2 separate regions of the Homo sapiens genome follow, and region 1 is linked to region 2. Evidence: read pairs that join two places in POLR2A ChIA-PET (ENCODE). Cell type or tissue: Panc1. All regions are shown on one strand.

Region 1 (5,000 bases), 54 kb before region 2:
GGGCAAAGGACATGAACAGACACTTCTCAAAAAAAGACATTTATGCAGCCAAAAGACACATGAAAAAATGCTCATCATCACTGGCCATCAGAGAAATGCAAATCAAAACCACAATGAGATGCCATTTCACACCAGTTAGAATGGTGATCATTAAAAAGTCAGGAAACAACAGGTGCTGGAGAGGATGTGGAGAAATAGGAACACTTTTACACTGTTGGTGGGACTGTAAACTAGTTCAACCATTGTGGAAGTCAGTGTGGCGATTCCTCAGGGATCTAGAACTAGAAATACCATTGGACCCAGCCATCCCATTACTGGGTATATACCCAAAGGATTATAAATCATGCTGCTATAAAGACACATGCACACGTGTGTTTATTGCGGCACTATTCACAATAGCAAAGACTTGGAACCAACCCAAATGTCCAACAATGATAGACTGGATTAAGAAAATGTGCCACATATACACCATGGAATACTATGGAGCCATAAAAAATGATGAGTTCTTGTCCTTTGTAGGGACATGGATGAAACTAGAAACCATCATTGTCAGCAAACTATTGCAAGGACAAAAAACCAAACACCCCATGTTCTCACTCATAGGTGGGAACTGAACAATGACAACACATGGACACGGGAAGGGGAACATCACACACCGGGGACTATTGTGGGGTAGGGGGAGGGGGGAGGGATAGCATTAGGAGATATACCTAATGCTAAATGACGAGTTAATGGGTGCAGCACACCAACATGGCACATGTATACATATGTAACAAACCTGCACGTTGTGCACATGTACCCTAGAACTTAAAGTATAATAATAATAAAATAAAAAAAAAGAAAATCTTATCAGATACACAAAAAACATAGTGGAAAACAAATGGAAATTTTAGAACTAAAACACACAACATCTGAAATTTTAAAATTTACTGGATGAACTTAATAAGAGACTGGGGATGAGAGAGGAAAGAATCAGTGACCACTGAAATTAGATTAATAGAGATGACCCAATGATCCAATCTCAAAAAGAGAAAAAAGATAAAGAATGAGGTGCAGGCATCTTTGGGGCAATTCCTAAAGGCCTAATACACAAGTAGTTGGAATCTCACAGAAGAGAACAAAGAGAGTGGGGCAGAGAATGTTTTTAGAAGCAGAAAACTTTCCAAATTTGGTGAAAGACATAAATTTACAGATTTCAAGAAGCTCCACAAATTCCAAATATGATAAGTATGAAGAAACTCATAGCAAGGATGCTATACCACACACTTCTGAATAATCCACAGGTCAAAGAAGTCAGACTCTCCGGTCTGACATGTAAAGGGCCTGGAAGTCGTCACTCCCATCCTCACAGCAGCGACACCGGCAAGGAGAACAAACTGCAAGTCCCAGCTCTGCTTAGACCCATCAGAGAGCTGAGATCACAGGACACACTGCTGCCCCCAAACTGCAGAGGCAGACAGGCAAATGCAGAGAATCGCAGTTTACCAGGAACAGAAGATGATGCCAGAGCCTGCAACTGATAGGTTATGCCTGGCTTTTAAGAAAAAATACTGGAGTCCCCTCCTTATCCTCAGGGGACACATGCTGAGACCTCAGTGGATGCCTGAAGCCTTGAATAATACCCAACCTTATCTATATTGTTTTTCCCTTTACACATGTACCTATGGTCAAGTTTAATTGATAAGTTAGGCAGAGTAAGGTTAACAATAAAACAGAACAATTGTAACAACACACTGTAATAAAGTTATGTGAATGTGGTCTCTCAAAGTGTCTCACTGTACTGTATTCATCCCCTTTTGGACCACGGTTGACTGCGGGTAACTGAAACCATGGAAGGTGAAGCCACGGACACGGGGGACTATTGGACAGGCATGTTAACAGACACACACACAGTGTGAAGAGCAAGGGGGACTATCGGACAGGCATGTCCCATAGTGTGAAGAAACACAGTGTGAAGTTACAAAGTGAGGCCTCAGAACCAGATTCGGATATGGCGAAAGTTTTAGAGTTATCAGCTTGGGAACTGAAATAACTGATTAATATGAGGGTGCGAATGGAAAGGTGGACAGATGGGAACAGAAGCGAGAGATATGCACACTCCAGGAGTGGTACCCAGACATGCCAAAATCAAGAAGAATTCACAATGTACATCAGAAAGTATTTTGAACTTCAAGACAATGTTAAAATATCAACACTTTTATCTTGAGATGTTGCCACTACAGCATTTCGGGGAGAAATCTGTTGCTTTACATGCTTATATTAGGGCCGGGCCCGGGGGCACACACTTGTAACCCCAGCACTTTAGGAGGCTGAGGCAGGTGGACTGGTTGAGGTCAGGAGTTCAAGACCTGGGCAACATGGTAAAACCCCATCTTCTCAAAAAAAACCCCAAAGTTAGCCGAGTATGTTGGCACATGCTTGTAGTCCCAGCTACTCAGCAGGGGGAGCTGAGGTGGGAGGATCACTTCAACCCAGAAGGCCGAGGCTGCAGTGAGCCAAGACTGCACCACTGCAATCCAGTATAGGCAACAGAGCAAGACCGTTTCAAAGAAAAAAGAAAAAAAAAAAAAACAGCTTATAGAAGAGAAAAAATGATCAAAAATCACTGACCAAAGGTACCACCTCAAAGAGCTTAATGAAGAGCTCTTTAAACTCAAGGTAAGCAGGAGAAAGAAAATAACAAAGATGAGATAACAATGAAATGGAAAATGAATTTTGCAATAGAAACAATTAACAAGGCCAAATGTTGGTTCTTTAAAAATGTCAACAGAACTGATAACCTCCTAAGGGAATTAAGAAAAAGAAAAAACAAATCTCCAGTATCAGGAATGAAAAAGTTATACTATAGCTCCGTCAAACATTGACAGGTATTAAGAGAATGTTCCAAACAACTTTATGCTAACAGATTGGACATCTTATACGAAATGGACAAATTGCTTTAAAAAATTTAATTTCCCAAAACGGATACTGTATGAAATAGAAAATTTGAACAGCCTTTAAAAGACTGGATTTGTTCTAAAACAACAACAAAACTTCCCCAAAGGAAAACTCCAGGCCTAGATGACCTCACTATCAAACACGTAAAGAAGAAATAACACTAACGAACGTGAACTTTTTCAGAAAATCAAAGAGGAAGAAATAATTTCCAACTCCTTTTATGAGGCCAGCATCATCCTGGTACCCACACCGACAAGATTATCAAAAAAGAAAAATTACAGACCAACTCTCCCCTTGAAAAGACACAATATCTTTAACAAAACTTTAGCAATTTAAACCTAACTACATAAAAAATGTCAATAGAAGACAGCCACTATTTTAGCAAAATAAGGAAGAAAAAAATACGAATGTTTCAATAGATGCAGAAAAAAAGCATGTGAAAAAATTCAACACATGCTCAGGGCTTAAAAAAAAAGTCCTCTCTCACCAGACTAATAGAAAGAAACTTCCTCAGTTTGATAAAGGGCATCTATGAAAACCATGCAACTAACATCCTAAGTCATGGTGGACCACTGAGTACTTTCACCCTAACACTGGGTGTAAGGCAAGGATGCCCACTTTTACTGCTTCTGGTCAATGCTAAGTTAGAAAGACTAACAGCAAAAAGCAAGACAGCAAGCAAGCGAACAAATGAAACAAAAGACACAGGGACTGGAAAGCAAGAAATAAAACAATCTGCAGATCGCCTAACTGTTCAAACACAAAATCCTAAGGAAGCTATAAAAAAGCTAGCAACAGAATCAATCCGTGAGTTCAGCACATTCACAAGATAAGAGATTACTACACAAAAATCAAGTATATGTTTTACATACTGCCAATAACCCAATGGAATCTAAACATTGTAAAAGCAATTCCGTTTTTAATAGTACTAAGAAACGTGAATTTTTTTTTGCCGTAACTTTTCATCTTGAAATAATTATAGATGCATAGGAAGTTGCAAAGATTGCCTAGAGAGGTATAGGTGGACCTGCCATGCATTTTCCCCAGTGGTTACATCTGTTGTTCTTATAGTACAATATCAGAACCAGGGAACTGACGTTAGTACAATGTGTGTGTGGTTCCATGCACTTTGTCACCTGTCTAGATTTGTGTAACCACCACTGCAATCAAGAGACACAACTGTCCCACCACAACGGTCTCCCTCGTGCTACCAATTTATAATCACAGCCATCCTCCTTCTTCCACCATCCCTAATCCCTTGGTAACCACGAATCTGATTTCCATCTCTAGAATGTATAGTCACTGATCTGTTTTCTGTTCCTATAGTTTTGCCTTTTCTAGAGTGTACTTAAAGTGAAACCATACAGCATGCGGCTTTTTTTTTTTAAAAAAAGAGACAGGGTCTTACTGTGTTGCCCAGGATGGAATGCAGCGGCATGATCATGGCTCACTGCAAACTCTCCTCCCAGGCTCAAATGATCCTCCTGCCTCAGCCTCCCAAGTAGCTGGGACTATAGGTGCATGCCACCACGATTGGCTAATTTTATTTTTTGTAGAGATGGGATCTTGCTATGTTGTCCAGGCTGGTCTTAAACTACTGGGCTCAAGCCATCCTCCCAAAGTGCTGGGATTACAGGTGTGAGCCCCTGCACCTGGCAGCATGTGGCCTTTGGAAGTTGGCTTTTTTCACTCAACATAATGTCCTTGGGATCTGCTCACACTGTTGCATCTGTCAGTAGCTTGCCCCTTTTTACTGCTGGGAGAATTCCATGGTCTGAACGTGCCGCAGTTTATTTAACCATTTACCAATCTAGAGACATTTTGGTTGTTTCTGTATTTTAGCTATTACACATAAAACTCTGTGAACATTCATGTACAGGTGTGGTGTGGATGTAAGTTTCATTTCTCTAGGGTAAATGCCCAGGAGTGTGACTGCCGGGCTGTATAAGTGTATGTTTAATTTTTTTTTCCTTTTAATTACATTTATTTTAATGCTGAATTTACTCCTGTGCCATAAGTTTTTGTTTCTTCAGTTTCTTCTGGGATATCTTTTTCTTCTGGGC
Region 2 (5,000 bases):
ATCAGGCCTATTATTTCTCTAAGAAAGCCCCCTCTTGGCTCTGCCAGTGACTATACCGAGGGCTCACCTCAGGCAATGAAAAGTGGTGGGTAACGAATGGGGAAAACCCAAAAGGCGGTAAACTTGGCTCCTGCTATGGGAGAACTTTCAAAACAAGCGTAGCAGCAAGACAGAGCACGAGCAGATAAGCGACAGTCTCAGATGCAGAGTACAGAGGCCAGCCCCATAACTGGAAGGACAGGACCGTCGGAGGACAGCCAGAATCGCCACCGCTGGTGAGGCCTCGCTCACAGACAGGCTGTGGAGAGCTAAGAAGTCTGTGTGAGAAAGGGGACGATCGAGGGCTTTGGAAAAGGAGAATGGCAAGGTCTGAGGCTGCCTGCAGGTCCCGTGGCAGGTGGGACAGGAGGCAGGGAAGGAGCAGCTAAAGCAGGAGAGTGATCAGGAGCCCCCTAAGTGCTCTCACCCCAAGTGCTCTCAATAAAAGATGGAGAGATCCAAAACCAGGAATTCACCAAACCTGCAGAGCACGGAGAGCAGTGAGGGCCCTGTTGTGTAAGCACAATACCCACCAGTTCTCCCAAGTCAGGTCCACAGGAGGGGATGGCTTAGAAGGGGTGACATTTAGGTAGGTTTTCAACAAATTTAGTTCAGTTGGACAGTGGGAAATCCAAGCTAAGCTTCTCAAGAGGAGATGGAACTGCAGAGAAAACTCTGGGTTTAGGAATGGCATAGGAGAAGCAAATTATCATCATTAGCTTTTTTCAGCTGCCTTGAAAAGGTTTTCCTAAAAGTCCAAAACAAAACAAAACAAAACAAACAAACAAAAAAACAACTCCAAACCAATCCAGATTTCCCCAGATCTCCTGAACTGGAAAGTGAAAATCCAGGGCTCCATTTCAAAACTCACAAGCCAGCAGGCTGGAAACTCCTGGAATCATCTCCCCAACCCCCACCCGCCAGCCATGGCCATGGGCAGACCAACTTCTTCCTCTCCTGTTCTTCCAGGGGTCAGGATAAGTCTCGGAATCTCCCTTCACTAAAAATTTCACTACATGACAAACACTAGTACAAGGGGGAACGAAATCGTCCTCTTAAGTACAGAAAAGATCAGCAAAACTTGAGAACACAAACACACAAAATATCATTCTAAGGGGGAAAAGCTTGCACACACTATCAACAGGTAACAGCTTCATGTGCTAATTCAGTGTTTTCGAAATTCAAGTCAGGATCTGCATTGTGAAATCATTTAGTAGGCATTTTAAAAAGGAAAAGAATATACTGGTAACTAACTGAATAGACTGCAAATAATAAAGGTAAGTGTTTCAAAGAATTTGTTTTAGCAGAGACAGCTATATATAGACGGGTGTGTGTGTATGCGTAAACCCATAAACCCATAAACACACACGCGTGTACATACACCGGGTTCCTCTGGACTATGGTCTGAGTGCCACTGGGCCAGACTCTTGTAGATGAGCCTGCTACAAGGCTGGCTTTCCTTGGTCCCACCACTTCAAAGCCAATAGGACTGGGCTGAGTGTCAAAAGTCCAAACAGTAACAAGTTGGGTTTTGTGAAAAACTGATAAGAGTGCAAAGAAACTGTGTGAGGAGGTGTGAGAAAATGGTGAAATCTTTGTCCTCTGGGGGCAGTGTCACTAGGTTGGTTTTCATTAAACATATTCTTGGCCCATTCGTTGGGGCCATCTTGGATTGCATGGTGAGGTCTGGGAATCACAGAGCTACCACTCAACATTTTCTACCACTAAAGACGTTGAAGAGAGCTGGGCGTGATGGCTTAAGCCTGTAATCCTAGCGCTTTGGGAAGCCGAGGCGGGAGGATCTGTTGAGCCCAGGAGTTGGAGACCAGCCTGGACAACTTACCGAGACCCTATCTCTATTAAAATAAATTAAAAAAAAAAAGATATTGAAGAGGATACGCAGCTAATGTTCATTTTAGAAAGGCTGCTTTTGATTATCAAACATGATGTGTGCAGCGCATGGTGGTGGTGGCACCCCCAGGCAGTGTTCTTTAGAACCCTCCTCCTGATCCAACCTGGTCAAGCTGGGGCCTCAGCACACTGTGGTAAATAAAGGCCCAGAGCCTTTCCACAAAGCCTTTAAACACCGACCAAGGTGCCAAATAAATAAGCAGATGCAGACATGCATAAAATTCATGCCAGTCTATCAACCAAAAGGCTGCTTCAGAGAGGCCATAACAATCTGCGTTCATGGGACTAAGCGCCTGCCATGTGAACGACACTGTGTTAAGTACTCACTGTCCATTAGCTCATTTAGTCTTTATAAATAACTCTGCGAGGAATAGCATTATGCCCATTTTACAAATGAGAAAGCGGAAGCTCAAAATCACACAGTTATCAAGCCTGACCGATTTAGTTTAAGCTAGAGATTTTCTTTTTTTTTGTAGAGACAGGGTCACACTGTGTCCCCCAGGCTGGAGTGCAGTGGCGCAATCAAAGCTCACTGCAGCCTTGACCGCGCGGGCTCAAGCTAGAGATTTTTCAGCTCTGTTCTACACTGCTGTGAGTATCTGGAGAGATAAGGGAGCAGAGGAACAGGCAGGAGGCAGAAGATGCCTGGGCTGCCGCCTGCTCTCACGCAGCTTACAGCAGGCACGGAGACTAGAGCCAGAGCTGAGCTGACCTCTGAGGACCCAACACTTCTGAAATTCTCTAGAACATTTTTTAAAAATAGTAATTAAAATCTGGAAGTATGGGATATACTGTTAAGCCTGGCTACATTAGAAGACATTTTGTGCATTCAGACACTACTTGAGTCTAATATCTCCAGACACTGAAAACACTCACTCATCTACGCTATCTTGGCAGCCCAGCAAGAGACCATCTAATGGTGGCTCTGTCCCAGCCACGAGGGCCACCGAGCAGTGGACGTGCGGCCCAGCTGAACTGAGAGGTATTATAAATACATACTGGATCACAAAGAGTACAAAAAGAACACGTAAACTTCTTTTGTTTATACTGATTACATGTTGCAATTGTAATATTTTGGATATGTTGGATTCAATAAAATCTATTATTAAAATCATTTTTCTTTCGTTCTTTCTCCTTAATGTGGCTACTAGAAAATCTGAAGTACACACGTGCCTTACATTTGTGGCTCACATTCGATTTGCTATTGGACAGCATTGCTGTAGGATAACATATCTAAAAGAATTTGTCTTGGTCGGGGGCGGTGGCTCACGCCTGTAATCCCAGCACTTTGGGAAGCCAAGGCAGGCAGATCACCTGAGGTCAGGAGTTCGAGACCAGCCTGGCCAACATGGTGAAACCCTATCTCTACTAAAAACACAAAAATTAGTTGGGTGTGGGCACATGGTGGCAGGTGCCTGTAATCCCAGCTACTCGGGAGGCAGAGGTTGCAGTGAGCTGAGATTGCACCACTGCAGCACTCCAGCCTGGGGGATAGAGCGAGACTCTGTCTCAAAAAAAAAAAAAAAAAAAAAGAAAAAGAAAAAAGAAGAAAGAACTTGTCTTTTTCTGATTATAAAAGTGTATTTTTAGTGCAAAAAATAGAGGAAATATAGAAATACATAAAGAAGAAAATTAAATCCTTAAAAATATCACTATCTAGAAATAACTTATTAACATCTAGGAATGTTATCTGTCTTATTCTTTACAGAACATTTTGTAACACTTTAAAATTTTTCTAGCGATGTATCGTAAACACTTTCCTATGTCATTCAAGATTTCAAGATCTGTAATGGCTGCAGAGTAGTCCGACATGTGGGACATGCTAAGATTGAGGTAATCCCTATGGCTGGACATCGGAATTCTTTCCAGTGTATGGAAAGAATAAACAACGATGCAAGGAACTCCTTGATACATCCCTATTTTCACATATATGGCTATTTTCTTGTGACAAATTCCTAGATGTTGAATTATAAAACTGCTGGGTCAAAAAAGTATACACACATTTTTGAGGTTTTGATAAATATTACTAAACTGTTTTCCAGAAAGGTTCTGCCAATTTACACATTTATGTTTAATAACTTTTAATTTTCCTTTATTTTCCCCCAAATTGTTTTTTAGTTGATCTATTTGCTTCACGAAAATTGTCCTCCAATAATATCTAAGCAGTCATGACCTCAAACCACAGCTCAAAGAGAAATCAGGATAACTAGCAACTGAAAATGAGGAAAATTTAGTGTATGTATACTGACAACTGAAAATTAGAAAAAATGGAATAGACATTTGGCTTCTCTACTTCAAATAAGCTTTTATACTGATTTTTATACTTTATTTTCCTCTAAGTCCCATTATAATACAATAATAAGTAATAAAGTACCAATTAGTAATAAAAATGCTTAAATTTCACAAACATGTTTGAATTTCTAGTCTCTTGTTTCCAGTAAGAAAACTAGGCTCAGTCAACACTTCCAATAAAACGTTTCATGAAGGTATAAAGAACAATTTAAAACATTTAGCCTGAGTTCTTAGAAGTTTCAAAATCAAGAGAGCCTTGAATTTGATGGGAGATTTACTATTAATTACTGTCTCCATAAACAGAAATCTCTTTGAATTAATGAGCATTAAAATAAGGTATAAGAGAGAAAAAAAAAAAAACCTAGCCAGGATAACACAGCAGCTTGCTCACTGTTCTCATCCGTTGCCTCTAAGACTATCTGGAGGAAAGTTCAAACTTGCGATAAGACCAAATGGAAAAAAGCTGGAAGAAGTAAATTTAAGTAGTAAATTACTACTGCAGAAAATAAACTCAATGGTAACTTCAACAGCACCAAAAACGCACTTGGACATGGCAATAATTAAATATCAGCATCAGGCAGCCTCACTAAACAAGACGCTGCAGCGTTTCAAATTAAGGGGCCAACCTTAGGCACACACACGACCGAAGAGCAGCCGCTGAGCTCATGAAAAACCTGTTCGCGCAGAAACCGCTCTGTGCCCCGTGGAGGAGCTACGATGAATTATTAGGTGAAAGTACCACAAGCTCCGTGATCATT

The links. ChIA-PET counts read pairs that join two places held together with the same protein. Peaks named below come from ENCODE experiments on the same cell type or tissue, not always from the same donor. Only the 100,000 strongest peaks of a DNase experiment are listed, where the experiment ranks them.
Region 1: POLR2A ChIA-PET joins it to region 2 with 5 read pairs; 10 of 35 experiments call an interaction of 5 or more read pairs at or near these places.

The regions. Positions count from the first base shown.
Region 1 is chr7:2,748,843-2,753,842 of GRCh38, forward strand. All of the region lies in intron 2 of GNA12 (G protein subunit alpha 12), which reads right to left. It also overlaps a transcript of AMZ1 not described here. Among named protein-coding and RNA genes, the nearest start is that of AMZ1, 63 kb to the left of the region's middle. In Panc1, no CTCF peak of the experiment used is centred here; no DNase peak of the experiment used is centred here; H3K27ac peaks cover 2,159 bases.
Region 2 is chr7:2,802,997-2,807,996 of GRCh38, forward strand. The region is part of intron 1 of GNA12 (G protein subunit alpha 12); the gene reads right to left. Among named protein-coding and RNA genes, the nearest start is that of GNA12, 39 kb to the right of the region's middle. RefSeq lists an enhancer at 4,922-5,000. In Panc1, no CTCF peak of the experiment used is centred here; no DNase peak of the experiment used is centred here; H3K4me3 peaks cover 1,191 bases; H3K27ac peaks cover 5,000 bases.